Linked DNA regions of Homo sapiens: region 2 is linked to region 1. A link is a loop called in an ENCODE intact Hi-C map of the cell type or tissue named here. Cell type or tissue: IMR-90. All regions are shown on one strand. Links, peaks and the distances in the headings refer to the core of each region. The heading gives the core; the rest is flanking DNA.

Region 1 (8,341 bases), core at 311-8,310:
AAATGAATGAATGAAAAGTTTGAGGTCTCTGTGTCTGCAGCGTTAATCCAGGCTGCCTGGGGTAACTCCTATCTCACCTCCACATTTTCCTGATCCTCCAGACCTTAGGGTACCCCCTACCCACAGACTCCCACCTACAGAACAGCAGGTACATTGCAACACAAACCCACCAAGGGACAAACATCAGAGAGGATATGAGAACCTGTTCCTATAAAGCATAGGTGGGTCTTACTGGAGTTCTCTGTTTATCAGGCCTCTCTAGGATCTTTACCTTTAGAAACAACTTAGAAAGCAAGAGAGAAAGAGAAGGTGGTAAAGAAAACAGGAGTCTTTAATTCTGGGTCAACTTTCACTTCTTGACACGCAGCAAGGTCTATTAGAAAATGCTACCACAGCAGGAGTTATTGTTTCCTAGGGTATCAGAGAAGAGAGAAACTGATTTAAAGCTGTATATAAGTACATAACATTTTATGTCAATTTTTTGAAATTAAAGTTTAAAAAAGTCAGGTGTTAATGGAACCCAGAGAGCAGGAGAACATTTTCCCTTATTTTTATTTTTTAGAAGGAATCTCGCTCTGTCACACAGGCTGGAGTGCAGTGATGTGATCTCGGCTCACTGCAACCTCTGACTCCTGGGTTCAAGCGATTCTCCTGCCTCAGCCTCCCAAGTAGCTGGGATTACACGTGTGTGCCACCACACCCAGCTAATTTTTGTATTTTTAGTAGAGACGAGGTTTCACCATGATGTCCAGGCTGGTCTTGAACTCCTGACCTCAGGTGATCCGCCTGCCTCGGCCTCCCAAAGTGCTGGGATTATAGACGTGAGCCACTACGCCTGACCAGGACTCGATTTCTTTAAGCTCCTTGTGTTCTCTGTGGCTGATCCATCACCTCTGTGGCATAAGTAAATGTGGGGAAGACTGCTACTTCTTCTAGCTGGTCAGAACCTTTATGGAGACATAGATTAAAAAAAAAAAAAAAACCTTTCCTGCAAGGCTGGATAGCCAGTTATTTTAATGATCTGAAATCACCTAAGATTAAAGTACTTTGAATTTGATTTTGATACATAGTGTTCTATAGAAAGCACAAGCAAAAATAAATAATTCATGAATTACGTAGTACATGTATGATTTACTTACAGCTCAGAACTCATGCTAACTCAGAGAACATCAAACACCCTACACCCTGGCCTGCCATTTAAAGCAGCATTTAGGGGGATGAAGGATAAGACAGAACACAGGAGATGCACTGTAACTTTATATATGGCAATAAAAAACTTACATATTTGCTGGGAAATAAATTGAACAATGATGAACATAAAAGGTGGCTTTGAGAAAACTAGAAGTATCAAGAGATTGACTCCTGATGCCATGAAATAAATCATAATTGAGCCTTTAACAACATGGGGATTCGGGGCACTGACCCCCTGAGCCCTTGAAAATCCACAGATAACTTGACTCCCCCAAAACTTGACTACTAATAGCCTACTGTTGACGGGAAGTCTTACTGATAACATAAACAACACACATTTTGTATGCTATAAGTAGTATATACTGAATTCTTACAATAAGATAAGCAAGAGAAAGAAAATATTATTTAAAAAATCAGAAAAAGGGAATATATTTACTATTTATTAAATGGAAGAAATCATCAGAAAGATCTTCATCCTTGTCTTCATGTTGAGCAGGCTAAGGAGGAGGAGGAGGAGGAGGAAGGAGTTGGTCTTGTTCCAGGAGTGGCAGAGGTGGCAGAAAATCTGCGTCTAAGTGGTCCCACACATTCAAACCCAAGTTGTTCCCGGGTCCACTGTATGTCTGTTATGTTACAGCCTTCTCGCTAGGCTTTTTCCTAATTAATTCTTCATAATATCTTGTGATTTTTTTCAGTCTTTTCTGAATATTCCTGTTTCCTAATAAAATTTTAACTATTAAAAAAAACCCCTAAAATCCCTACAATGATCAGGAGAGGAACATAATTTTGTAAGTTTCCAGTGTATTTACTAGATCATTGTTTTGCAAACATTTTGTTAAATAGCACAAATCTGTCTCCCCCTCACCAGCCATTGTCCCCCTCCTTTAGCCCACAGAGCCTCGGCTGGGAGGCTGTTTCAGGCATGACTCCTTCCTGCTGCTGTGTTACATTAATTGAGTTACCCTATGGGTGATCAAACAGTTGTAGAGGTGTAGGGGTGACATAGTATCTGCCTTGGTTAAACTGTATTTTCCTCACAAAAAAGTGATTATATCAATTAAATAGAGAAAAATAATGAAAAATTACCTTTAAATCCTTTATTAGTTTTATAAAATGCAATCCTTTGCACTCTGGGGACATCAAGGCTAACGAGCACCTTCCACCTGGCCCTAGCCCAGGGGAAAGTGCATGTGTCCTGAACCAGGGCAGGGATCAGATCCTTCATTAGTTATATATCCTCCATTAGTTTATTAGTATATTAGTTTAAATCCTTCATTAGTTTTATAAAATGCAATCCTCTGCACTCTAGGGACATCAAGGCAAATGAGCACCTTCCACCTGGCCCTAGCCCAGGGGAAAGTGCATGTGTCCTGAGCCCGGGCAGGAATCAGATGGGAGGCCTTGGCCACCTGAGGCTGGAATTGACCCTACAATTTCAGTTGAGGTGAATCCTCAATGACGAACAAGCTTGTAGTGAAAAGAGGTTCATTCCCACTAAGTTCTGCCTTTTCCATGAAGCCACCTCAGTTGTAAACACCATCTCACTAATGTCTTTGTCTTTGTTAAAGATAAACATCAACAGTAACACCTCATTCTGAGGGGGAATTGTCATGCATATAATGCCCTCCCTCCACCTCTGTATGGATGGAAATAATCACTCTTCCTGGAAAACCAGTCCTTAACAGAGGTTTTATCTCTTTCCTTCTCTTCAAATGTAACTAATTCTTGTGTGAAACTTCTAGTCAGTTTTGGCCTGCTATAACAAATTACTATGGACTGGGTGGCTTATACTCAATTTATTTCTCACAGTTTTGGAAGCTGGAAGTTCAAGATCAAAGTTCTGGCAGATGTGGGGTCTGATGAGGGTTCTCTTCCTGATTTGCAGATGGCCACCTTCTTGCTGTATCCTCACATGATGGAGACAGAGGTCATTTCTCTCATGTTGCTTATTGAGCACTGATCCCATTCATGAGGGATCCACGCTCATGATCTAATTATGTTCCAAAGGCTCTACCTCCAGATACCATCTCACTGGCGATTAGGGCTTCAATGTATGAATTTGGCGGGGGAGGGGGAAAACATTCAGTCCATAGCAGAATTTATTCCTAAGTTAAAAAAAAAATCAACCCCAGAAATTCTGAAAAGATGAAAGATACTCAGTAGGCTAAGACCATAGAGGTCTGTGAGATCAGGGCTGCCAGCTGTGGTGCAGCATTTGATAACACCAAAAATTAACTATCACACCTGCTGCATGACTAGCCATTGTTGCTCCAGTGACTCAATCATTCTAAGGCTTTGCAAGAGGCATGTTAACCTATGTAGGCAATCAGAGTGGCACTTAGGATGGCACATAAAGGAGACCTCCATCATATTAAATTGCCATATTCAAGCCTGTCTTTAAGGCATGATATCCACACAAAGCAGGTGTGATAGCCAACGTGGCAGGTACCAGGCTGCAGAACTCTTGATAAGATCATAAGACAAACTGACTCCATCGACCATAAAATAAATGGTTCTTTCCCCCGCTTCCCCTCCCTTGAGTTTTTGAGTTAGTCTATGTGATATTATTAGCATCTGTCTTACTCGCTCTTTTAAAACAAATACGACAGTCAGTTACTTTAGGAGAAAGAATAAGTCTTGCCAAACAGAGAGGAAAACTGGGCTCTCTGGAATGTGCAGGCCCCAATGGAATATGAAAAAGTGAAGTAGACCCCCAGTCATTGAAGGAATGCACATAGAGCTCCTCAAAGGGAAATCCTGCCACCCACTCTGTGTGGCATGGGCATTTGGGCATTTTGTATAGCATGAACATCTCCCACAGCCACACACACTACCATGCCAAGCCCAAGCAGCAACCTAGATTATGAGGCTTTTAGGGAGCTTGAACACACAAACAGATGACGTTCACCAATGGTCATGAACAGACTGGATGTTGTGCACCAGTTGTTTTGTGAGTTGGTTCATCTAAAACAGTAGCGTCAGTGGGGTAGGGTCTCCCTGAGATCAGCCCTCAGCATTTGCCACTACAGGGGTTGGAAGAGGGGTACAGGGATGGGAGGCTTGTCATGAAATCTGCTTTAGCTAAGATAAGACCCTCATCCAAGCCTCTCTCTCTGGAGCAAACTACCAGGATCAGGATCAGTCTCCTGCCATGACCTGAAGCGACCAGGGGGCAACTCACCTAAAACGGGACTGAGCCTACAGCGGAGCAGCCTGTGTGGTAGCTGAGAGTGGGTCAGAGAGAACCAGCTAACCAAGGTGTTTATTTCAAAATGCTGAAGTCCTCTGGTCTGCATGACAAGCACAGTACAGTGGACCGAGGGGATTCGGCATGGGCTGAAAGTGATCAGATGTGAGCTTGTACACAATGGCAAATAGGTTTTAATGGATACATTAAGCACCTCTGGCTCATAGATGCTCTCTTGGGGACGATCTGGAGGCTGTATCTGAGCCCAACAGGAAAGAGGACCATGATTAGTGGTCCTACGATTAGTGGGAATATCTTCCATGGACCAGGGATGGAAGTGTGGTGGCACATGTACCCTATACATACCATCTCTGAGCTACATACTGACATTAAAAGCTCTGTGTCTGGAAAAGTAAGTTGGAATCTAATCATGGAAAGCTTTAAATGTTAGACTGAAGAATTTGGCCTTTATTTTGTGGAATTTTGTGGTTTGTCTGGTCAGAACACTAGCTATAAAAATAAAGACAGGAAATGCCTTCAGCAGGATTCACACTCTGCACCTGCCGGAGGAGCTATGCAGCACCCTAGTGTCTTACGCTCAGTCGTGTCTCACATTTAAATCACCTGACGGTCTTCCAGTTTGCAAGCCTGCTGCAGGTATTAGAAAAACACTGATGAACTGAGTGTTGGAAAATGACATTATCAGAAGGTATTCTAGGCAGGGATGTGAAAGTTGGATTGAAGAAAGGAGAAAAAAGGGTAGAAGCTGCAATACTAGTTAAGAAGCATTGAAAATCTCCATTTAAGAGTCATACATACCTTGACTAGAACTGTGAAAATAGAAAAGAGGGAAAGAGCTAAGAGATGTTGCAGAAGTGAGCCATATTAGTTTAGCTTGGGTGTAGGGGAGAGAGAAGAGAGACTTCAAAAGTGATGTCAAAGTTTTAAACCTAAGGGACTGGGGAAAGACTGCTGGTCCTATGAACAGAAATAGGGAATTCAAATAAATGAACAAATTTAGACTGGCCTGTGGGGAGGTGGGGAGGAAGGAGATGAGTGGATGCATTTTAGAACCCAGTTATTTTTTGATGATGCCACTGTTACAGACAAACCCACTCACACACAGCCTTTCCCAGACAAAAGACATTGTGTCTTGTCCTATCTTTCCCAGACATCCAAGGGAGGACATCCAATTAGGACAGCTGGCTGGGTTAAAGGTTCAGTCTGTGGCCATGGACTAAAGCCAAATTAACTGGGATGGAATCTGTGCCCTTGACCAAAAGAGCAAAGGACTAACTGGTAATCAGTTTCGGCCATTTCTGCTGTAACATCTAATCAGATATTGGCTTCCTGTCCTCAGCCTTCTTGCCAGCTGGATGGTCACCTTGCCTTACTGCCTGTCCCAGCTATGGGTAGATGTCACACTGAACGTGTTCATCTTTCAGCTGTCTTCTCATCTCTCTCAGTCAAGGGTGAGAATGGATCAGGGAGTGGGAGAGTTTGGCTAGGTCAACAGAGAAGCGTGTGTAATGCCATGCCGGATGCCTGGTAGTGGTGCACTCTGCCTGTCCATCCAGTTTCTGAGTCCTGCTTTATGATGCCAGACTGGAGTTTGCAAATAGTAGTTCCTGCATATCCTCCACCTAATATTTTCTTGTAGATGCTTGATGCCAAGACCCTGTCTCACCTGTTGAGTCCTGGTTCTGTTATCATCAGTTAGCTTAGTAGCTTGATACAAACTTTATTATTTTTCATGATTCCATGGGTTGACTGGGCTCAGATGGATGTCTCACAGGACTCTTATGCAGCTGTGGATGGGTCTGGAACATCCAAGATGCTTCATTCCTATATCTGGCCCTTGGCAAAGAGAGCTGGAAGCTGTGCTCAGCTGGGCTGCTGATGACTGAGTCTCTTGCTCTCACTATGTAGTCTCATGGCCTCTCCTCTTCCATATGGCCTCCTCACAGGGTCTCCCTAGCAGGGTAGCTGAACATCTTACACGGCACCCAGGGATCTCCAAAGCACAAAAGCAGAAACTGTCATGGCTTCTGATGACTTAGGCCCCAGACAGGCACATCTCCGCCAATTCTGTGTTGTTCTGTTGGTTAAGTGGATCATAGAACCAGCCTCGATCGGGAGTTAGGAAAAGACTACGTAACCATGTGGATTTGGGGAGGCTCAATTCATTGCAGACACCAAATGTGTTACTACCTCACGCAGAATATAATCCTTTCAGGGATTCTGTGAACTGCACCCCACACCCTCTGACCTCAACTCCACCTTCCCTTCCTCCCTCCCCTCTCTCTGGCAATACTGACTTCTGCTTTCCTTTTGTGGGCTGGAAGAAGGCATTCAGGGAGGTGGTGCTGGGAACCTGAGTATTCCCCGACACATAGGAATCATTTAGGAAGACTAGTAATGTTAAGGGAATCTAAGAGAGGGAAGAATGTTTAAGAACACTGAGGATGTGGAAAACTTCCTGTTGTAGTTCTAATCCTGTTAGGGTTAGAACATAGAGTAACTACTGGGGTATTGTGTAAGGTCAGGCAAAACAGACAAGGAGGGGCCAGGTCATGAAGAAAATTACATTCCAACCTAAGGAATTTCAGTTTGGTTTCCTAGACATTGAAGGGTTATAAACAGGGAAAACTTGATCAGATTTGCATTTTAGAAAGAACACTCTGGCAGTTTGGGAAATACACTAGAAAGTGAAGAGATTAAGAAGGAGGTAGACCAGTTAGGACCAAACATTAAGCAAGACATGGTGAAGGTCTTAGCTCAGCATGCCCCACACCCCTAGGGTGTGTGAGTCTATGGGCAAATTTGGAGTCTGGTGGGGGAGGCATGTCTGTATAATCAATTTGATTTGAAATGTATTATAAAATTTATGAACCTATGAAAGGTGATTAACTGATAAAGATTTAGAAAATGGGTAGAGGGTACACATAGCCATTTTCTATCCAATCAGTGCATTGAAAAATTCTTCGTAATGTCCAGGCCCCATCAGCTCCTGTTCAGGTCTCGGAACTATCTCCTCATACTCTTTATTGTTAAATATGCTGTTCCTGGCTAATTTATATCTCCCACTGAAAGAAAAAAGTAGCACTGTAGTTATTACTCACAATGGCATGGTTCTTTGCAAGCTATTTGTATAGAAACAATGTAGATCTTTTTCCTCTTCCAGTTTCCTAGTACCAGTTATTTTGTGCTGGTTACATTCTTACTCATGACATGACATCATCCATCATGTTGACTGTGAATGCTGATTTCCAGTGACTCTCTCAGAGGTTGTTATGGTGCTTCCTTGATGATGACCACAAATGCGCCTGTTACCCAGGGCGTGCAGGAAAATGTGAGCAATAATCTGATTTTCTGCTCACGTTAAATTTATTGTTCAGACTTTTATACCACAAATGTAAATTAACACATATTCCAATCATGTTTTCTTTTGAACTCTTGAGGCCATAATCATTGCATTCCTAGAATGTCATCTCTTTTAATTTTGGACACACTTCTGCCTCCCACACTGCTTTCTGTAGGGAAGAGAGGAAAGGAACCTCTAGGCTTGGCAGGAAAAGTACAATCCCATTCATCCAAGGAATATCTATCATCTGTCAGACCTTAAGACCAACCTGGGAGAGCACAGCATCACCATATCCATCAATCAGAGGCAACACTGTGCAGCAACAGCCTCAGAAGCTCTCAGAAGAAACAGACCTGGGGTCACCCCAGAGGACTTCCTGACATGTGTTATCCTAGCCTGTAAAAGGTGTGGTGGGACTGGTAGTAAAAGATTCTGTTAACACTCTCCTTACCCTTGGGTGCTAGAGACCAGAGATAGGATTGCAAGGTAACAAGTGCCAATGCACAGGCCCATGTATGTCACACAGGCCAGTAGGAGCAATCTGCTTCCCTCCTGGAACAGGGGCCCAGCCACAGGACCCCAGAACAACCCCACAGAAG
Region 2 (8,341 bases), core at 246-8,245, 52 kb before region 1:
TTTATGGATGTGGTTTAAAATCATTAAGTCAGTAAAACAGAAACAATAAGATCGACCTTATCTTACACTTTAAAGGGTCAAAGGTAAACATCAAGAACCATGCTGGCTTGGAAACATATATGCATTTACTGAGTCTTCATTGAGTACCCTCCTGGGCTGCACACTCAGGATTAAACAATGAGCAAAACTCATAGAATTCCTGCCCTCATGAAGCTCACAGTTTAAAAATGGGGAAGATTGACATGAATCAAATGTTACATAAACAAATGTAAAATTGCTGCCTCAATATATGCATGGTGCACAGTAGAGGGATTTGATCTAATCAGGAAAGTTTCTCTGAGGAAATTATGTTGACACTGAGATCTCAGGGTTGAGTAAGAGTTGATGAGGTGCAGAAGGAAGAGAAGAGAGTTCTAGGTGAAGTATTCAACAGACATGAGACTTGTGGGCGGAGGTGTGGAGAGGACAAGGCACTGAGGAGGCCAGCATGGCTGGGGCAGGGGAGGCTGCACTTGGATGCAGGAGAGGTGTATTAGTCCATTTTCACGCTGCTGATAAAGATATACCAAGACTAGGAAGAAAAAGAGGTTTAATTGGACTTACAGTTCCATATGCCTGGGGAGGCCTCAGAAGCATGGCGGGAGGAAAAAGGAGCTTCTAACATGGTGGCAGCAAGAGAAAAATGAAGAAGAAGCAAAGGCAGAAATCCCCTGATAAACCCATCAAATCTCATGAGGCTTATTCACTACCAGGAGAATAACACAGGAAAAACTGGCCCCCATGATTCAATTACCTCTCCCTGGGTCCCTCCCACAACAAGTGGGAATTCTGGGAGATACAATTCAAGTTGAGATTTGGGTGAGGACACAGTCAAACCCTATCAAGAGGGAACAAGGAGTCAGACCTCACCCTACTCATCTGTCTCTAATAAAGGAAGAGAAGAAAACATTTTATATGCTTATGTGAAATCAGTGGTTGCCAGGGAATAGAGTCTGGGGTAAGGATTAACTATGAAGGGGAATGAATGGACTTTTGGGGATGATGGGCTGTTGTGTATCTTGACTGTGGTGATGGCTACAAAACTGTATGTGCTCATCAGAACTTATAGAACTGTGGACTGAACAGGATGAATTTTACTATAAGTAAATTATGCCTCAATAAACTGGACCTTTTTTTTTTTAAAAAAAAAAGACACTTTTATGCAGGCACTTTAACAGAGGGGTACCATAACATAGTGAATTTTTCTATGATATGGGTTTTGGATTTCATCCAAACAGGTGTAATTCCTGTCACATCAAAAGAAGACTGTCATCACGAGGCTTAAGCTGTCCAGTGGTTATCTGTAAGTAAAACCTCCCAGTCAATGATAGTGAGCTGTGTGTGTGTGTGTGTGTGTTTTGGTGGGAGAGATAAACACATTTCAAAGTAAATTAAATTTAGTAGAGTTTTTGGTATTAAAGTAACAAATTTTCATAACTTTGCAAAACACAAAGGGAAGGAACATTTTAGAGGTAATGAATCAAGTGACTATGTAATATAAATGCTCTTTTTTGATTGCTCTGTTTTTATTCTGAAAAGTTTGTTGTATAAATACGATTCTAAGATAACAGTGATGCTTAACAATGGAATTTAAAAGACTATTATTTTGTTACAAAACCTTTAACAGATATAAAGCAAAACAGGTTTTCCTAACTCAGAAGCTGATATAGTACTTGAGATATTATCCTTAGGCACGACACTGATGCCATTAAGCTTTTGTGAAATTAAAGATTTGAGAAGAACATTGATCATTGCAGCATTGGACTTCAACAGCTGAGCTCTCAAGGTTTTCAATGTAAGATGTTGTTAATGAAAATGAAATGTATAGTATTCCACTATATAAATATGCTACCATTGATTTATTCATTACAAAGCAATGGGAATGACAGCCCACAACTACACACAATACTGTGAATTGACCTCATAAATAAAAGAAGGCAGGTACAAAAGTATATACTGTATGATTTCACCTATGTAAAGCATCAAACCTGGAAAAGCTAGTCAATGCTATTGCAGGCCAGTGCAACAGTCCCCTTGCAGGGCAGCAAGGGGATCTAGTGACTGAAAGAGAGCATGTTGTGGATTTCTTGGTATGGATAATGTTCTATTTATCTGGGATCTGGTTACATAAACGTGTTCAGTTTGTTATTCATCAAGCTATACACTTATTTGCATTTATATATATGCTATACTTCAATAAAAAGGTTTTTTTAAAATAAAAAAGAAATATATGGCACAATAGCAGAAGACCGTGTCGTAAAACAGAAAATTAGGACATTAGCCTACACTTCTCATGATCACCGATTGCTCTAACAAAAGGCTACTATACACTTGACAACAGAACTGTCCTATCTGAGCAGATGCCCCTCTTTGGTTATTTTTTAAATTTTTTAAATTAACAGATAAAATTGTATGTATTTACTGTGTACTACATGATGTGAAGTATATATACATTGTGAAATGATTGAATTTAGCTAATTAACGTATGCATTACCTTGCAGAGCTATTTTTGGGATAACACTTGACATCCACTCTCGGCATTTTTCAAGAATACAATATGTAATGAACTATAGTCGTCCAGTTGTACAGTAGATGCTTTCAACTTATTCCCAACCACCTTATTCCCTGGTAACCATCATTCTACTGGCTACTTCTATGAGATTACATAGAAGTAGACTCTGTGTCTAAATGAGACCATGCAGTATTTGTCTTCCTCTGGCTGGCTTATTTCATTTAACATCATGTCTTTCAGGTTCATCCATGTTGTCACAAATGTCAGGATTTCTTCTTTTTTATGGCTGAATAGTACTCCGTTGTGTATGTATACCACATTTCTCTTCATTCATTCATGTATTGATGTACACTTAGGTGGATTCCGAATCCCGGCGATTGTGAATAGTGCTGCAGTAAACATGGAAGTGCTGCTATCCCCTCAACATGTTGATTTCATTTCCTTTGCATATGTACCCAGTAGTGGGATTACTGAAACATGGTAGTTCTATTTTTAATTTTTTGAAACATCTCCACACTGTTTTTCATAATGGCTGTACTAATCTACATTCCCACCAATTGTGTACAAAAGTTGTCTTTTTTTCCATATTCTTGTCAATGCTTGTTAACGTTTGTCTTTTTGATAGTAGCCATTCTAACAGGTGAGAAGTGATATATCCTTATAGTTTTAATTTGCATTTCCTTGATGATTAGTGATGTGCAGCACTTTTAGATATACCTGTTAGCCACTTGTATGGAAGACCCCCTACCCCTCTCTTTGGGCAGGCAGCTTCAGGAGAGGTTCAGGAGCAAGGGAGCACAAAATCAAGCCTAGCAGCCAACAAGGTGACAGACATCATAGCCCAATCACCTTCATGTTCTCATTAAAAGATTTGGGACTTTTACCTAACAAATTCAGTTGCTTAAAAACTGAGCCAGACATTAATATGTCACAGTGTTGGGGCATAGCACTTCTATAGGGCTTGGAAGTTGGAAAATCTGTTTTCTTGTATTTCTCCTGCTTTCACTAATTATAAGCAAATTTATCAAGCACAATTTTATGCAATTCCCTTTGCCAGAAGCTGTGGGGGATGAAAAGATACGTAAGACACAGTTCTTGACTTCAATAAGCTTGTGATTTCATAGGGAGAAAGCCTCACACCATGAAAAGATTAACCAAAAATACATAGCGGTATGTAAAGGTTGAATGGGGGAGTGCTGATTAAATGCAGCTTTTATCATGTGAGGTGAGAGCTTACTGTGGGCAATAAAGGACAGAGAAAGCTTATCAAAGGAAAGTAAACTTGAGTCGGAATTTGAAGGAAAGGATGTAAAGGAATAAGCCAGACATGAAAGTAAGCTAGAGGGGAAATTTCAAGAGAGAGAAATAATGTAAATAAAGATGCTAAGGGATCAATACACAAAGGACATTTAATTGGGATTGCCTCATGGCGCAGAGTCTGAGAAAATATATTCAAAGAAACAGTCCAGCAATTAAAAGTAATTCAAATCTTTGCTGGAATCTTTCAAAGGCTGTCCACAGGGATCTATCCAATTGGTAATCCCAAGCATAATTTCCTATAATATCCTTTTCTACATTTCTTGAGGTCTAATATCTCTCACATATTGCAGCTATAACTAGACCAAGGGTTGGCGAATTTTTTCTGTAAAGAACCAGATAGTAAATATTTTAGTCTTTGCGGGCCGGATAGGATCTGTTGTAATTATTTCACTCTGCAGCTGTAGCCACAAAAGCAGCCATAGACAATATGTTAATGATGGATATGGCTGTGTTTCAATAAAACTTTATTAGCAATAATAGGTGGCAGGCTGCATTTGGCCCGCAGGCCATAGTTTGCATATCCCCGAACAAGACTTATTTCCAATACCCCCAGCAAAGTCAACCTCTCCTCACAACCTAAGTTCTCCTTTTCTTTTTTATCCTTCCCCTGTCCTTTTTCTTGTCTCTCACAGTTAAATTTTATTCCCTATGATGCCAGTTCCTGTTTTTCATTAAGAATCAGGATCAATGGGTAGAGAAAAACAGAATAGGAATCATGACATACCAGGGAAATATTGACCATTTCTAACAAGGAAGAGTGAGTCAACCCAAGGAATATTTTAAGAAAATTAACCTGGCAGCACTGTGTGGGATGGATTTTAGTGGGTATTAGCAGGAAGCAAAGAGACCTATTAAGAGGTTATGGCAAAGAACTGATGCAATAGATGTGGAGTATAAACTAGAATGTCAGATAGGAATGGGAAGAAGGGATGGGCGTGGGACAAAGTGTGACTCAAAGATTAGCTGGAATTGACACTGATTAGATGCAGGGGAAGGAGTCAAAGTCAGTAAGTGGAGGATTCCTGAGATACAAAAGCTGAGTCAGTAGGAAAATATTTGAATCATTTTTGTCTAATTTTTGAGTTCTTCTTTTTGACCCGCAAATGTTAGTGTTCCTCAGGTTTCTTTAGCTTTCTCTTCTCTTCTCTCCTCTTCTCTTCTTCTCTTCTTCTCCTCTTTTCACTTAATAAAATTTTCCTGGGTAGCAGGATTTAAATTCTTGGCTTTGACTATGACTGCTCAGCTGATAATTTCCAAATCTGTTATCTCTAGCCCAAATGTCTCTGGTGAGCTGCAGACCTATTTATTCAACTCCCTAGTTGGTGTTTCCAGGAAACAGGAAGACCCCAAGGCCCCTCAACTCAGGGTCCAGTTGACTTTTGATTTTATACTACTTTCAAGCAAATAAGTTAGCCTGTTACTATTTTATGGATGCAGACAGAAGAAACTGAGTCAGAGACAAAGGTCCTTTTTACTCACAGCACAGCAAGCAGCATGAGCATTAGCATGCTGGCATCAATTACCCTTGCACCCCAAATCCCATGAAGATGAATTGGGGGGCCCGATGGAGGCCTGCACATGCAGTTGATTGTGTTACAAGAAAGGACAGGAAGCTTGAGGAACCTACTATTTTATAGCAGGCAATGAGCAAGCTTGCTGCCTGTTCTGGAAGGAGTCCTTCAAGGTTGCTCACTGCAAAAAGAAGGCTGAGATATGGCCCAGGTAAAGAGTGGTCAAGGCCAGCTGGGCACAGTGGCTCACGCCTGTAATCCCAGCACTTTGGGAGGCCAAGGCAGGCGGATCATTTGAGGTCAGGAGTTTGAGCCCAGACTGGCCAACATGGTGAAACCCCATCTCTATTAAAAATGCAAAAATTAGCCAGGCATGGGGGCGGGCAACTGTAATCCCAGCTTCTCAGGAGGCTGAGGTGCAAGAATCACTTGAACACAGAGGGCGGATGTTGCAGTGAGCTGAGATCGTACCACTGCACTCCAGCCTGTGTGGCAGAGTGAGACCCTGCCTCAAAAATGAAACAAAAGAGTTGTCAAGGCCTTACATTCTTAGCATATTCAGATGTAAAGGATCACAAGAGACCCATGGAAGATTGTTCCAACACTCAGCATGTCCAAAACTGAATTCACCAGCTTCTTCCTTCAACCTGCTCTTCTATTTCCACACTTGGAAAAGGGCGCCATCTCCTATTGTAATCACTCAAACCCCAAATTAGCAGTTATCTCAGGGTCCTCCCTATCACTTTATTTGTTTCCTGTGACTGCTTAACAAATCAGGCCAGGCATGATGGCACATGCCTGTAATTTCAGCTATGTGGGAGGCTGAGGCAGGAGAATTGCTTGAGCCCAGGAGTTCAAGACCACCCTGGGCAACATAGTGAGACCCCATCACCTGCCAAAAAAATGAAAAAGCAAATGATCACAAACTGGATGGCTTAAAACAACATAAACTTATTCTCTCACAGTTCTGAAGGCCAGAAATCTCACTGAAGGCATTGGAGGGCTGTTCTCCCTCAGAAGGCTCTTGAGGAAAATCTGTTTCTTACCTCTCCCAGCTTCTGGGAGCTCCAGGAGCAGCTTAGTTTGTCGTCATATCATGTCCAGCTCTGTCTCTATGGTGACATTGCCTCGTCCTCCTCTCCTGTCAAATCTCCCTTGACCTCACCCTTATGAGGATGCTTATCACTGGATTTAGAGCCTACCTGGATAATCCAGGCTAAGATCATCCTCTCAAAAATCCTTAATTTAATCACATGTTTTGCCATATAAGGTAATAATCACAGGTTCTAAAGATTCGGGTGTGGACATATTTTTGGGGGCCACCCTTCAGTTGACTGCAGCCACCAAGTTCTCTAAACTCTCTGGCATAGTCATTTTTAATGCAATAAATATCCATTGAATTTAGGAGTTAGCTGCATAGAGATAATAGTTAAAGCTATGAAAATAGATGAGTCTCACTTCAGGAAGGAGAAAAGAAGGAACTATTCTTTATGGAGCTTGGAGCTTGGTGTTCTTATATAATTTTTTTTTTTTTTTTTTGAGACGGAGTCTAGCTCTGTTGCCCAGGCTGGAGTGGAGTGACGTGATCTCGGCTCTCTGCACCTCCGCCTCCTGGGTTTAAGCGATTCTCCTGCCCCAGCCTCCTAAGTAGCTGGGACACAGCCACGCACCACCATGCCTAGCTAATTTTTGTATTTTTAGTAGAGACGGGGTTTCACCATGTTGGTCAGGCTGGTCTCGAACTCCTGACCTCATGATGCGCCCACCTTGGCCTCCCAAAGTGCTAGGATTACAGGTGTGAGCCACTGCGCCTGACCCTCTTATAAATTTTTTAAAAAATAATCACGACCAGGCGAGGTGGCTCATGCCTGTTAATTCTCACACTTTGGGAGGCCGAGATGGGAGGATGGCTTGAGTCCAGGAGTTTGAGACCAGCCTGGGCAACATAATGAGACCCATCTCTGTTTTTTAATAAATAAATAAAATAAAAATAAAAATAATCCCACAATTCCTATAAAGGAAGTATTTTATTTCCATTTTATACAAGATGAAACTCCGGTTCACAGAAGGCAAGGAATTTTTGAAATCATTCTGGTAATAAGTGACACAGTCAGGATTCAGATCCAGATCTGAATGAAGAAAAAAAATCCATCATTTTTCTACTGTATCACTCACAATTCAGCAGCCTACCTCTGGAGACATGGTGGCCCCTCAATGCATTTGTCCAATATGTGAGGTGAGTGAGTGTGGAGTAAATGTGGATTTTCTACAGGAATTGGGGCATGAGAAATTCTCAAAAAAATGCTTGTGGCTTAGGTGAAGGACAGGCCAGATGTGGAACACACACGGCCCAGCGTCTGGGTCTATCTGGAAATAACTGCTTGGCACAGCGACTTCTTGCAGGCAGGCTCTTAGGAGTCTGTGTGGAAGGAGACTTGGACAAGCAGAAGTATGCAGAGTTGGAGTGGGGTGGGGAGAGGAACAAGGCAAGGCTGGACGGACAGCAGGGACCAGGTGGGAAACAAGGCAGACACTGAAGACAGCATCTGTGAGGTGAGGCCTGGACACTGGCGTAAGAGATCAGAGTAGGCTGTGGACGATGTTAAATGACTTGACGGTGGTCAATTAGATGGAGAGGGCAAGAACCTTGAAGGTCCTGACACTTGTTGAATGGAACTTAAGTATTCTCAGGAGTGATCAAATTGGAGACTGGACATCAAAAACTATACCTGATATTAAAAACAGCAACAAAAGGCTGAGCTCACACTTGTAATCCCAGCACTTTGGGAGGCCGAGGTGGACAGATCACGAGGTCAGGAGATCGAGACCATCCTGGCTAACACAGTGAAACCCCGTCTCTACTAAAAATACAAAACATTAGCCAGGTTTGGTGGCATGTGCCTGTAGTCCCAGCTACTCGGGAGGCTGAGGCAGGACAATCGCTTGAACCCGGGAGGCG

Evidence for each region. A loop is a pair of places that touch in the nucleus more often than their neighbours do. Peaks named below come from ENCODE experiments on the same cell type or tissue, not always from the same donor. Only the 100,000 strongest peaks of a DNase experiment are listed, where the experiment ranks them.
Region 2: a loop joins it to region 1, with 2.0 times the contacts of the local background. A loop is called at or near these places in 5 of 110 quality-filtered maps.

The regions. Positions count from the first base shown.
Region 1 is chr12:76,274,243-76,282,583 of GRCh38, reverse strand. All of the region lies in intron 1 of LNCOG (lncRNA osteogenesis associated), which reads right to left. Among named protein-coding and RNA genes, the nearest start is that of LNCOG, 19 kb to the right of the region's middle. In IMR-90, for the core only: no CTCF peak of the experiment used is centred there; DNase peaks (open chromatin) are centred at 4,913 and 7,623; H3K27ac peaks cover 1,031 bases.
Region 2 is chr12:76,325,805-76,334,145 of GRCh38, reverse strand. No RefSeq gene overlaps it. Among named protein-coding and RNA genes, the nearest start is that of BBS10, 18 kb to the left of the region's middle. In IMR-90, for the core only: no CTCF peak of the experiment used is centred there; a DNase peak (open chromatin) is centred at 4,805; H3K27ac peaks cover 175 bases.